Linked DNA regions of Mus musculus: region 1 is linked to region 2. Evidence: chromatin loops called from intact Hi-C (ENCODE). Cell type or tissue: left cerebral cortex. All regions are shown on one strand. Links, peaks and the distances in the headings refer to the core of each region. The heading gives the core; the rest is flanking DNA.

Region 1 (5,352 bases), core at 239-5,238, 470 kb before region 2:
CGGGCTAAGTCTAAAGATTTGGCTGATGGCTACTACCTAAGCCAAATAGACCTGTTTTCTGCAAAATAAGGGAGTAGAATTAAAAATCAGTGTGTAAGCGGGAACTGGGGCGCTAAGAGTTAACCTCTTTCACATGGATCAGTCAATCAGAAGACATTTATTAGTACCCACTTTGCTCGGAACCGGGGATACTAAAAAGTGGTGGGCTTCCTTCCTAGAGTGCAGGGTCTCTTAAACTCCTGAGTTACTCAGGTCTCTGATGATACAGACGCAGTAGCAGTGCCAGAGTTAGAACCAATAAAAGTAGCGGTCTGGTAGCGACAGATCAATTAAGGAAATGGAAGGCACAAGAGGAGCCTTTTGCTTTGAGCACATTTGCTCAAATCGACACAAAAGGAACCATTCTCGAACTCTAGAATATGGCATAATAGTCTTCCAATGTTCAATGGAAGCGCAGAAGGTACAGTGATGTTTCCAGGGCACATCGTCAACTAATAGGTCATCCAAAGGCTGGTGCGGCTGGGGTGCTTGATGCCAAGCCAAGCCCATGGCTTCCTTGCTCTGGCTGTGCGTGCTCTTCACCCATCCTAGGAGTTCCCTGAAACTCCTGAAGTCCCCTTCTCCAAATGGGGAACCCGACTTAGGCAGGGTTGCAGCCTTGCCGGGTACAGACCAGCTGGAGGAGATCCATCAGGCTTCCTGCTTCTCCCGGCTCCGTGGTTCCCAGGATACTATAAAAATCTCCACCCACTTCTCCAGCGCAGCAAGCGGGTTTTACGGGAAGAGGCAATTAAGCCTGCACCCCCAGGCTCCGACGGAAAGCAAAAGCTGCAACCTGAGGCCATAGCCATGCAGACCCCCCACCCCAGCAAAGGAGCTCGGCGCCCGCTCTGCAGGGAACAGGCCCGCCCCCCTGTGTGCGCAGGCGCGCGCCGCACCAGGCTCCCACGGTCGGTCGCTCGGTGCGGGCGGCAACCGCTAGCCATGCAGGTAAGAACGGGGCAGTGGTCTCTGGCTGGGCGCTCCCAGGTCGCCACACCCCAATCCCGGTCCTCACGGCGAATCCTGGGGTCCCGCAGGCACCGCCCCAGGTCCTTTTCCAGCTCCTGCGGCACCGGCTGTGGGCTGGGGAGGTGGCTCTGCAGACTCTGGGCTGTGGCGCTGCAGGTGGGGGCTTGCTGGCTGCTGGCGAGCGAGCCCACTGACACTCTCTGCATCCAGAGCGGTAGGGAGGGCAGAGCCTCGGCCTTGCAGAGAGATGCTATCAAGAGTTTCCATTAATAAGAGGGTGTGGAGGGCGAGTGTGGGCTATCCATAGGCCATTTGGCAAACTTTCCACTGTAATTGATCTTCAATATTTTTAGCAGAAAACAGGATTTTAAAATTTTTGGAAATAAAGGGGGGGTGGGGGGTGATGTAAAGAATTCCGCCATTTTAGCGGTTAGAAAGTAACTCTTCTGCAGAGCGGACAGATCAGTGACCGCCCCTCCCGCGACTGTCTGCATTAGTCCCAAGGAGGTGGGTGGTGGTTTTGGAGACTCCAGCCGCTCAGGACTGCTTCTACCGGCTAGCTGCGGCAGAGAGCGAGCTGGGGGAATTCCCCACCCCACCCCCAAGTGTGCTGTGTGCATCCACCACTAGCTGCCCTGTTTCTCCAGCACCTACCACCGGGGCTTTTATTGGATGTCTGCTGTTTGTATTATGGTCTCAAAAAACTCTGGTGTGGTGTGTGTGTGTGTGTGTGTGTGTGTGTGTGTGTGTGTGTGTGTGTGTGTGCCTGTCTATCCATCAAAAACTCGACAGCAAGTGACAACAGCAGGGACACATTCAGAAATAGTTTATTGAGCATCTACTGTGTGCAACCACTCTTGTTTTAGGTAGGACTCCCTGGAATCATAGACTAGGTTTATGAGAGTAGCCTTGTGAAACCAACAAGATTGGGCAGAGATGTTGAAATGCTGGCGTAGTCCCAGCAGAGGCCTCAGCCTGAGGAGCAGGAAGCCCTGAACCTGAGATGGCCCGGAAGAGAGCCCTCAAATGAAGGTAAAGGCATGGGGTCTTTCTAGCCCTCTATGAACTAATCATGTATGGCTGACCGAGGGAGAGAGCACTTGAGAGACACTTCCCGGGCCAGTTGTAGAGAGCCTGAGGCTGATGGCTGACAGTTATCATTATGTTCCAGAAGGGTCTCACTCAATGCTTTTCTCTCATTGACACGGGTCCCCTTTGCCCTCCCAACATGTTTGGGTTCTCCAAGGCTCCACTCTTTTCCCTGTAGTCATTTCTCTGTTTCAAATACCATCGTCACACAACATCTTTCAAATCCGTCCCAGCTCCAACCTCATCCTTTATCTTTAAAGTATAAGCCTCATGAGAGCCCCTTGTCTTGGTGGCACCTATAGCCCCCAGAGTGCAGTGCAGTGTTGAGACCTGGACTTGCTGAGACCAGGCATCTAGCTGGATTAGAAAGGCCATCTTCAGCTTCTTCTGAGACACCTGCTACGTGGGGCTGGTTTTTGAAACAAAGTTTTTTGAATAAGCCACTCTTCTTGATCTCTCCAGTATTTGAAACAAGAGATTTGTCTGTTTGTTTATTTATTTGTTTATTTATTTATTTATTTATTTATTTATTTAATGTAAGTACACTGTAGCTGTCTTCAGACACACCAGAAGAGGACATCAGATCCCATTACAGATGGTTGTGAGCCACCATGTGGTTGCTGGGATTTTAACTCAGGACCTCCAGAAGAGCAGTCAGTGCTCTTAACTGCTGAGCCATCTCTCCAGCCCCAAGTAAGCCGGGCGTGGTGGCACACACCTTTAATCCCAGCACTCAGGAGGCAGAGGCAGGGGGATTTCTGAGTTCGAGGCCAGCCTGGTCTACAAAGTGAGTTCCAGGACAGCCAGAGCTATGCAGAGAAACCCTGTCTCGAAAAACTACAAAAATAAATAAATAAATAAATAAATAAATAAATAAATAAATATGATGCAAAGGTGGGGGTGGGGAGATGGCGCAGGGTTAAGAGCACTCGTTGCTCTTGCCTACCACCCAGGTTCAGTTCCCAGCACTCACATGGTGTCTGACAATCATCTGGAACTTCAGTTGGGGGGGGCAGGGCTGCTTGGGGGGGGGGTGCCGCTTGGGGGGGGGGGAATCAGAAGCCCTCTGGTGGCATCAACAGGTACTGCATACACGTGGTGCCCACAAACATTCCAGCAAAAGCAACCATACACGTAAAATCAGAGTAAATATTTCTAAGTGGTACAAACTCTTCAGCCATGAAAAGCAAAATAATTGGGACTGAAATTTGGGGGATTCTGGATTGCAAGTTTTAAACACTCGTTTTTTTTTTTTTTTTTGACCCTGTCTACCTGTTTATACCACAGCTTTAGACTTTTAATGATAGACATCTATAACATATTCTGTGTTTTAGGGAGGAAAGCCTAGGAAATAAGTGAACAAACAAGGCGAGCAGGAGGGAAGGAGGGTGGGCACGAAACAGCAGCCATTGCACCTGATTTTGCAAGTAGGCAGGGTCCATGTTACTGGCTGGAAGCTGCCAAGCTCCCTGGAGCTTCTGTCTGAAGGGAGCGAGAGGATCCCTATTTGTTGAAGACCTTCTGGTATCGCTACGTCACATCCAGCATTTACCAAAGCCCCCCGAGGTAGGTGCCATCATCATTTTTATTTTATTTTACACTTAAGAATCTGGGGCTCAGAGTGGGAAAGTTACTTATCTGCAATCACAGGTATTAAGTAAATGTAGAGACGCTGAGAGACCAATTCAAAAACTCCGTCCTAAGCTAAGCCTTACTCCTTCCTTATCATATATGCCAGACGCCGTTGCCAAGCGCTGCTAGGAGGCGCTGAGTAGCAATCACACCACAGAATACAATTCCTTCTCTTCTCTTCCATTTCTCCCCATCCATCCCCCAACCTCTCTGCTGGATTTGAACACGGGATTCATGCTTGGCTAGTAAGTTAAAGCCCCCGGCTTCTGGATCTTGTGTTGACTAGGTATCATATACCACCCTTCTGCTATTCAGGTATGTGTATGTGTTTAACAGATGTTTCCGTGGAGGCTTTACAAACCCCCTTTCAACCGAATCCTCCACGGCTGTGCCTGGGCTTATAGGGAGTGGTGTATGGGGAAACGCAAAAGGGCAGGGTCAGGGAAGATGTCACCTTCCACAAAGACCAATCCTGTTTGGATGGTTCGTGAAGACTCTGAGTTCTCGAAGATAGGGAATGGAAGTGGAGGACCTAGAAAGAAGTGAATTTGGACTTAGCCTGGCCCTTGTCATTGGTCAAAGCCAGATCTTGGCCTGAGTCATGTATCCTATAATCCATTTCCATACACATAGTGTGCACACTGTTAGGGGTACCTCACACATACCACTATGCCCACCCTTACAAATAAAAGGCAGGGGAGGATGCAGGACCTGGCCAGAGTTCTAGCAATAACCTAGGTAAAGGCCAGGAGTCACAACTGCTGCTGGCGTCCTAAAACGTCTACTCAGAGATGAAACCTTTCTAAGCTGCTGGCTTGAGAATGGCCAGTTTCTCCTCCAAGAAGCCCCTCCCCCTCCCTGTCCTCATCACCCTGGTGGCTGTGTTTGGTTTGTAGACACATCTGGATGGAGGGGCACACTGACATGGAGATACTAAGGACAGTGAAAGGGTCTTCCACAGGGGAGGTCAACGTGCACCTGGTGGCCAGAGACAGCGCAGGTCCCCACCCTCAGCTGCCTACAACCGCCTTCATTATTCCTAGTAAGTCAGGCTCAGGGGTCTGGAGGGTCCACACTTGTTCAAGGTGTGGATGGTGGGTAAGGACGTTGCTTGTCACTCTGTTACTGGTTTTTTTGTTTTGTTTTGTTGAGGCAGGGTTTCTCTGTGTAGCCCTGGCTGTCCTTGAACTTGCTTTGTACATCAGGCGGGCCTGAAACTCAAGAGATTCCCCCTAAATCTGCCTCCCAAATGCTGGGGTTAAAGGCCGGTGCCACCACGCCCAGCCTTTTCACCCTTCTAAAATTGTTTTTCACCTTTATACGCATACGTGGCAGGAGTGAGGCCAGCTCACCAGGCTCATCATCTACGCTTTGTCTTATCTGTGTATCGTTTCTAGCCAATGCAGCTACGCTTGGTCTGCCTAGCACTGCCCTGGATGTGCCCTATCCCCGGGAGCCAGTCCACGTGGGTGCCCTGGAGCGGGTGGCTGGCAGCGAACCCGTAACAGCTACTATTCTGCCACAGCTAAGCACTGGAACGGGGACCAATAGCACAGTCAGGCTTCTGGATTGGACTGGCGTTTCTGCACCTTTACCTGGTAGCGGCATGCGGGTCAGTCT
Region 2 (5,352 bases), core at 287-5,286:
AAAGGAAGGAGATAAGGGATCATTAACTCAGACAACACAAATTCTCAAATCCAATCTTAAAATTACCAAAATACTAAATCTTGAATAAACACGCCAATATCCAAAAAGTGAGAGAAGGAAAAAAAAACCTAGAAAACAATATATACTTTTTAAGCCAAAGATATATTTTACCTTTAAACTTAACCTGGTACCCCCTAGCCACCCCACCCCACCCCCCACCCCCAGGCACTCTCAAAGAGATCAGTGCCTCTCTATGGATCTTTGGGTACTGATTCTAGATCAGCTTATTTCTCAGAAGAGTTTTCTGTGTTATTATGAGACCTCTAATATTCCAAAGGTCAAGATGTCACAATGTTTGACATTTGTGTGTATGTTCACCGGCAAAAGAACTTAGCCAGCAAGGCGTGGTGGCGCACGGCTATAATCGCAGCACTTGGGAGGCAGAGGCAGGCGGATTTCTGAGTTCAGGCCAACCTGGTCTACAGAGTGAGTTCCAGGACAGCCAGGGCTACACAGAGAAACCCTGTCTTGAAGAGAAAAAAAAAAAAAAAAAAAGAATTTAGCTAGGTTTCACTTCAATATCAGAAGACAACAAGCCCACGTGGTTTATTTAACCAGGTCAAACACAAGGAAACCTCATCCACATGACTAAGTTTCACTCATCTAATTCTTCACAGGAGTAGGAGTCCTCCAAACACACAATATTCTATATACTAAGCAGAGGTTAAGTTCTGGTGTGTCTGGAGCTCCCACATCTCCAAAGATCTATCACAGGCTGTAAACAATTTCTTTTTGCTACCACAACTCCATGAAAGCTGAATTTGTAAGGACTGAAAAGATGGCTCAAAGAGTAAGGGTGAATGGCTACTAAGCCTGAGCACCTGAGCTTGTTTCCTAGAACTTGAGTAACAGGAGGAAACAACTTCCCAAGTTGCACTCTGCCCTTCATATAAAACACTCTCATACACATAATACAAGTAAAAAAAATTAATAGTGAGGTTTATAGTAGTTCTCTCAATCTGACTTGTGTGGCAATCAGTCAACATTTAAGTACACTCCAAGCCACATGGACACTGGTAAACATCACAGGCAGAGATCCACTCCTTTCACAAGTACTTCTAGGATTCCTAGTTCTACCTTGGATGCCACAACAGAGGCTGAACTGAATACAGGGGTCCCAGGAACCCCATTTCAGTAGGGAGGGCATCTCACTCCTACCCTCCAGGACTCACACTTGGCTAGGAAGCCTCCCAGCTAAGCCTCACAACTTCTAATTACACAGTGCTGACTTAATAGTATGGCAGGTGACCACCCTAGATGTTAATACAAACTTAGCATTCTTGTTGAGACACTCCCAGATATATCATTAAAAACCCCAACAGCCCAAAATAAAAATCTGGCTGCAAACCAAAAACTCTGAGAATAAAGTATCGCCTAACTTGTTTTCAAACGTCCACCACTGTGACTGCTCATGTTTTTCTTCAATTACTTTAAGCCAGAGCAAGAGTATCCTAGGCTTAACCTAGGGGGCTAGATCAGAGCATGCTTGCAATTACAAATGGGTTGTTATGCTCCTCCCAGTTCCTAGCTTTCCATTATGGAAGCATCAACCCAACAGCTTTATACAACAGGTGAGTGGATTGCCTATCTTCATTTACATTACATTGTGGGAAATTCTCCTATTACCCCTTCACTGCTCTTACTTCCAAAGAATGCCCAAAGACCTCAGACTTGCAAAAGGCCCATAAGAAGTTACTTTTCGTGGTTTTAAGTCAAATCACATCCCAGTTTCTTTCCACCAATACCGTGTGCAGTGTCTTGCTTACACCTCTGAAGCTTTAAACTAAGCTCTCCTTAAGTTTCCGGTCGAACTTCTCATTTTCAGCAGCACGAAAATGAGATCTGCACGCGTCCTCACAAAGTTAAAGCGGAGAAATCTCCCCAAACCTCTCAAAGTTACAGAGTCCCGAAAAGGAAAAACAACAACAACAAACTAACCAACCCTATCCAGAACGGCCCGGATAGAATCAATCTGTCCCTAGGACGAGAACACATCCACACCTCTCTGGGCACACCCACTCAACCCCTCAAAATCACAGGACTACAGGCAAAGCGACACGTTCGTTCCTTTCTGCCTATCACGGTTAAGCGGAGTCGGCTGGGAAAAGGTCAGAACCCGGGGACACCCAAGCGGGGAGCTGTCTCGGCTTTTACCCTGTCCGCCCCGGCCAACCACGGACTCCGAGAGGAGGCAGGAGTGAAGCTGCGGCGCAGAAGCCGCAGGACGCAAGCGGAGAGGAGTGCGACTCGCAGGGCGGGAAAAGGCGGGAAGGGGCAAAGGGCGGCAAGGAGAGCGAAAGGGGAAGCTGTGGCCGGCGCGGCCCGGACACCGCGGGAACGCAGGAAGGCGGGAAGCGAAGGCCGCGCAACTTGGCACTCCAGGCCGCGGCAGCCGAGGGCCGGGCCGGGCAGTCGGCGCAGGGAAACGCCGCGACCAGACGGGAGGGCCGGACTCCGCCTCCCGCGGGTGGGAGGCCTGGCGGACACGACGTCCCCGGCCCTCCTCGTCCCGTCCGGCCACTCACCTCCTCGCAGCTGGGGCGCTCCCGGGAATCCGGCCCCGTCGGCTCCGAGCGTCTCTCCGCGTCCGCCGCGTCTGTCTGACCCGGATCCAAACCCCACCGATAGGGTGGCCCGCGCCTCTAGAGTTGTACTGCGCCTGCGCAACCTCGGCTCGCGCCCTGCCCACCGTTCACGCTCCTCCCACCTCGGTGACTCGGCAGCTCGGCCCGCCGCAACTACGCAGGCGTACGGCGGTAGCCCGGCCTCTCGAAGCCCCAGCTCCAACCCCTCTCCGAAGCACGTGCGTCTTAAGTCATTTCCTGTTATTCTTTTCGCTCCCTCCGCCCCCTGGCTTGGGTTCGCTCCCGGCAGGCTTTTGGGCGTGCCTACTTCCTCTTCGCTGTCACGTGAGGCGGCGGCTTGCCTTGCAGCTATCGAGCCGCTGCCGCTCCCCTGGCATAGCCTGCTTCCTTCTTGTCCTCTTGAAGTCCCCAAGCCAACGGGATTCGGTGGGCTGCGGGAGTATTTGCGCCAGCTGATGCCTCCGGGAATGCTTGGCGGAGTTTCTTACATGCAACCAAGGGCGCTTGCACTCGGTCCACAACCCTCGCCGTGGGTCGTCTCTTTGGGTCCGCAGAGAAGCCAAGAAGGTATTAATTGGACGAGGCCCAGGCGGTGGATGCTGCCCGGAATTGGAATGGAAATTATTTAGGTTTTGTGGTTTTTGCTTTAAAAAAAAAAAAAAAAGCAGGATCTCATTTGTTAGACCAGCCTGAAAATCGCGTTGATTCCCCTGCCTCGGGCTCCCGTGCCTTCATTTTGAAGTATCTCTTGATAATTGAACGTCTGGAAATTAAACGGTTTCAGCGAAGGCATTTTGCTTTTGTTTTTCCAAGGATGGTTTGGGAGCATCAAGTGGGAAATACAGGGTAATGCACGTACATATTAAATTCTGCAAGAAGGTATTAAGCAATTTACCAGTCTCTGGCTTTTTTTGTTTTTTGTTGTTTGGTTTTTTCGAGACAAGGTTTCTCTGTGTAGCCCTGGCTGTCCTTGAACTCACTCTGTAGACCAGGCTGGCCTCGAACCGCCTGCCTCTGCCTCCCAAGTGCTGGGATTAAAGGCGTGCACCACCACTGCCCGGCTAGTCTCTGGTTTTTAGTGATCTGACAAGTTACCCATATGGCAAGGGTGAGCTATGAAAGACCTCCCCCTACCGCCATTGTCAGGGCCTGTTCTATTTTAAACGTTTCCCCATCGCCTGCCACTCTGGAGTTCCACTTCAGACCCTTGTGTGGAAAGACGATTTTCCTCAATAGAGTTGGTTCTGGCACCTAAACCTTAGAGTGGGTTTTCCCCTGAACCCAAGCTGGCCTCTTCTAGAAGTGGATGCTAGAGAGGATAGCCATGTCCAGCTTAACTAGAGTCAACCCACAGAGAATGGAATCTACACTTCACTGGACAGACAGCCCCGTCTCCAGACAGCTGGCTTGGCTTTGGCTTGCTTGCTTATTTTTGTTTGTTTGTTTGTTTTTTGTTTTTCCTGATCCTGCTCTATAATGCAATCATGGGAAAGCCTTTTGCATTCGATGGGAACTTCATCAGATTTTGAATTTTTTTTAAGATTTATTTATTATTATTCATTAGTACACTGTAGCTGTCTTCAGATGCACCAGAAGAGGGTGTCAGATCTCACCCTCTCACATGGTGTGAGCCACCATGTGGTTGCTGGGATTTGAACTCAGGACCTTTGGAAGAGCAGTCAGTGCTCTTAACCGCTGAGCCATGTTGCCAGCCCCGGTTTTTTTGTTTTTTTTTTTGTTTGTTTGTTTTTCAAGCTAAAATACACCCTGTGATAAGTTTGGGGATGCTGGCCCGCAGAAGGGGCTGCTGCATCTTCCCATTCAGCCACAGGATCACAAGGGCAAGCTGATGTTCCTAGTGCCCTGTGTTGTATTAAGTGTGTTTTAGACTAAGGATGCTTCCACTTGTGATGTGCTGAATAGGATGTGACCCTTTCCTAAGCTAAGAAGCACCTGTGTAGGGCTGTTGAACATAAAGCTTGTGATGGGTCCTGAATAAAACCTTCAAATTCTCTGTACAGTAACTGGCCCACAGTGAAAAAATAATCCTGTTGTAATTCTCTGATGGCTAACAACAGTTGTAACAGATGCTAGTAACAGTAATAACTCTACTATCTTCAAACATAATATTCCTGTGATTTTACACATTCTACAGATAGTTGTCATCTTAGGTGTTTATTGCTGTGAACAGACACCATGACCAATGCATATTTTAAACATTAAGTACTAAAAAGTAAAAGGAGCTTTTTTGTGTTAACACACCTCCATAAAGTTAGGCACTTTCTGAGACTATGACTTCATACCCAAGAGGTGCCTGGAAAGGAAGACGCAATCTGGCTCCATCTCCCTCCTGACTGTTACTGTTCTTAACCTCCACATTCTAACACCTGACGCTCATCTCACTGCCAGACCACAGCACTGTCAGCTTGAAGTTATCTGCCTAGGTCCGGGTCTCGGTTCCAGCAGCCTCTGCTTGTGTGGCCTTGACTACCAGACACTTCCCAGGTTTGCTGTGTTCTCTACTAGAACACTGTTTCTCCACAGCTCACCTCTTCATTCAGGTCTCTGCTCATACCCTTTCCCCAGGTGAGTCTCCATGACTACTCCAGCAGTCTCCTTCACTCCTAATTTCTTTTTTACTGTTTCATTTTTCCTTTAAAATCCTCTGTCGCCTTTTTTTAAAAAGAGTTATTATTTATTATATGTA

The links. Peaks named below come from ENCODE experiments on the same cell type or tissue, not always from the same donor. Only the 100,000 strongest peaks of a DNase experiment are listed, where the experiment ranks them.
Region 1: a loop joins it to region 2, with 2.8 times the contacts of the local background. A loop is called at or near these places in 8 of 42 quality-filtered maps.

What each region holds. Positions count from the first base shown.
Region 1 is chr2:162,942,551-162,947,902 of GRCm38, forward strand. It overlaps L3mbtl1 (L3MBTL1 histone methyl-lysine binding protein), which reads left to right and starts at 915. Exons shown (of 23, transcript NM_001081338.2): 1 at 915-990; 2 at 1,878-2,043; 3 at 4,629-4,774; 4 at 5,130-5,344. The coding sequence starts at 4,639. In left cerebral cortex, for the core only: a CTCF peak has its summit at 3,214 (motif pointing left); DNase peaks (open chromatin) are centred at 755, 886 and 1,567; H3K4me3 peaks cover 1,336 bases; H3K27ac peaks cover 1,065 bases.
Region 2 is chr2:163,416,827-163,422,178 of GRCm38, forward strand. It overlaps Oser1 (oxidative stress responsive serine rich 1), which reads right to left and starts at 2,644. Exons shown (of 4, transcript NM_025699.2): 1 at 2,586-2,644. 2900093K20Rik (RIKEN cDNA 2900093K20 gene) reads left to right here and starts at 2,945. Exons shown (of 1, transcript NR_151490.1): 1 at 2,945-3,535. In left cerebral cortex, for the core only: a CTCF peak has its summit at 2,689; DNase peaks (open chromatin) are centred at 2,121, 2,821 and 3,795; H3K4me3 peaks cover 2,622 bases; H3K27ac peaks cover 1,301 bases.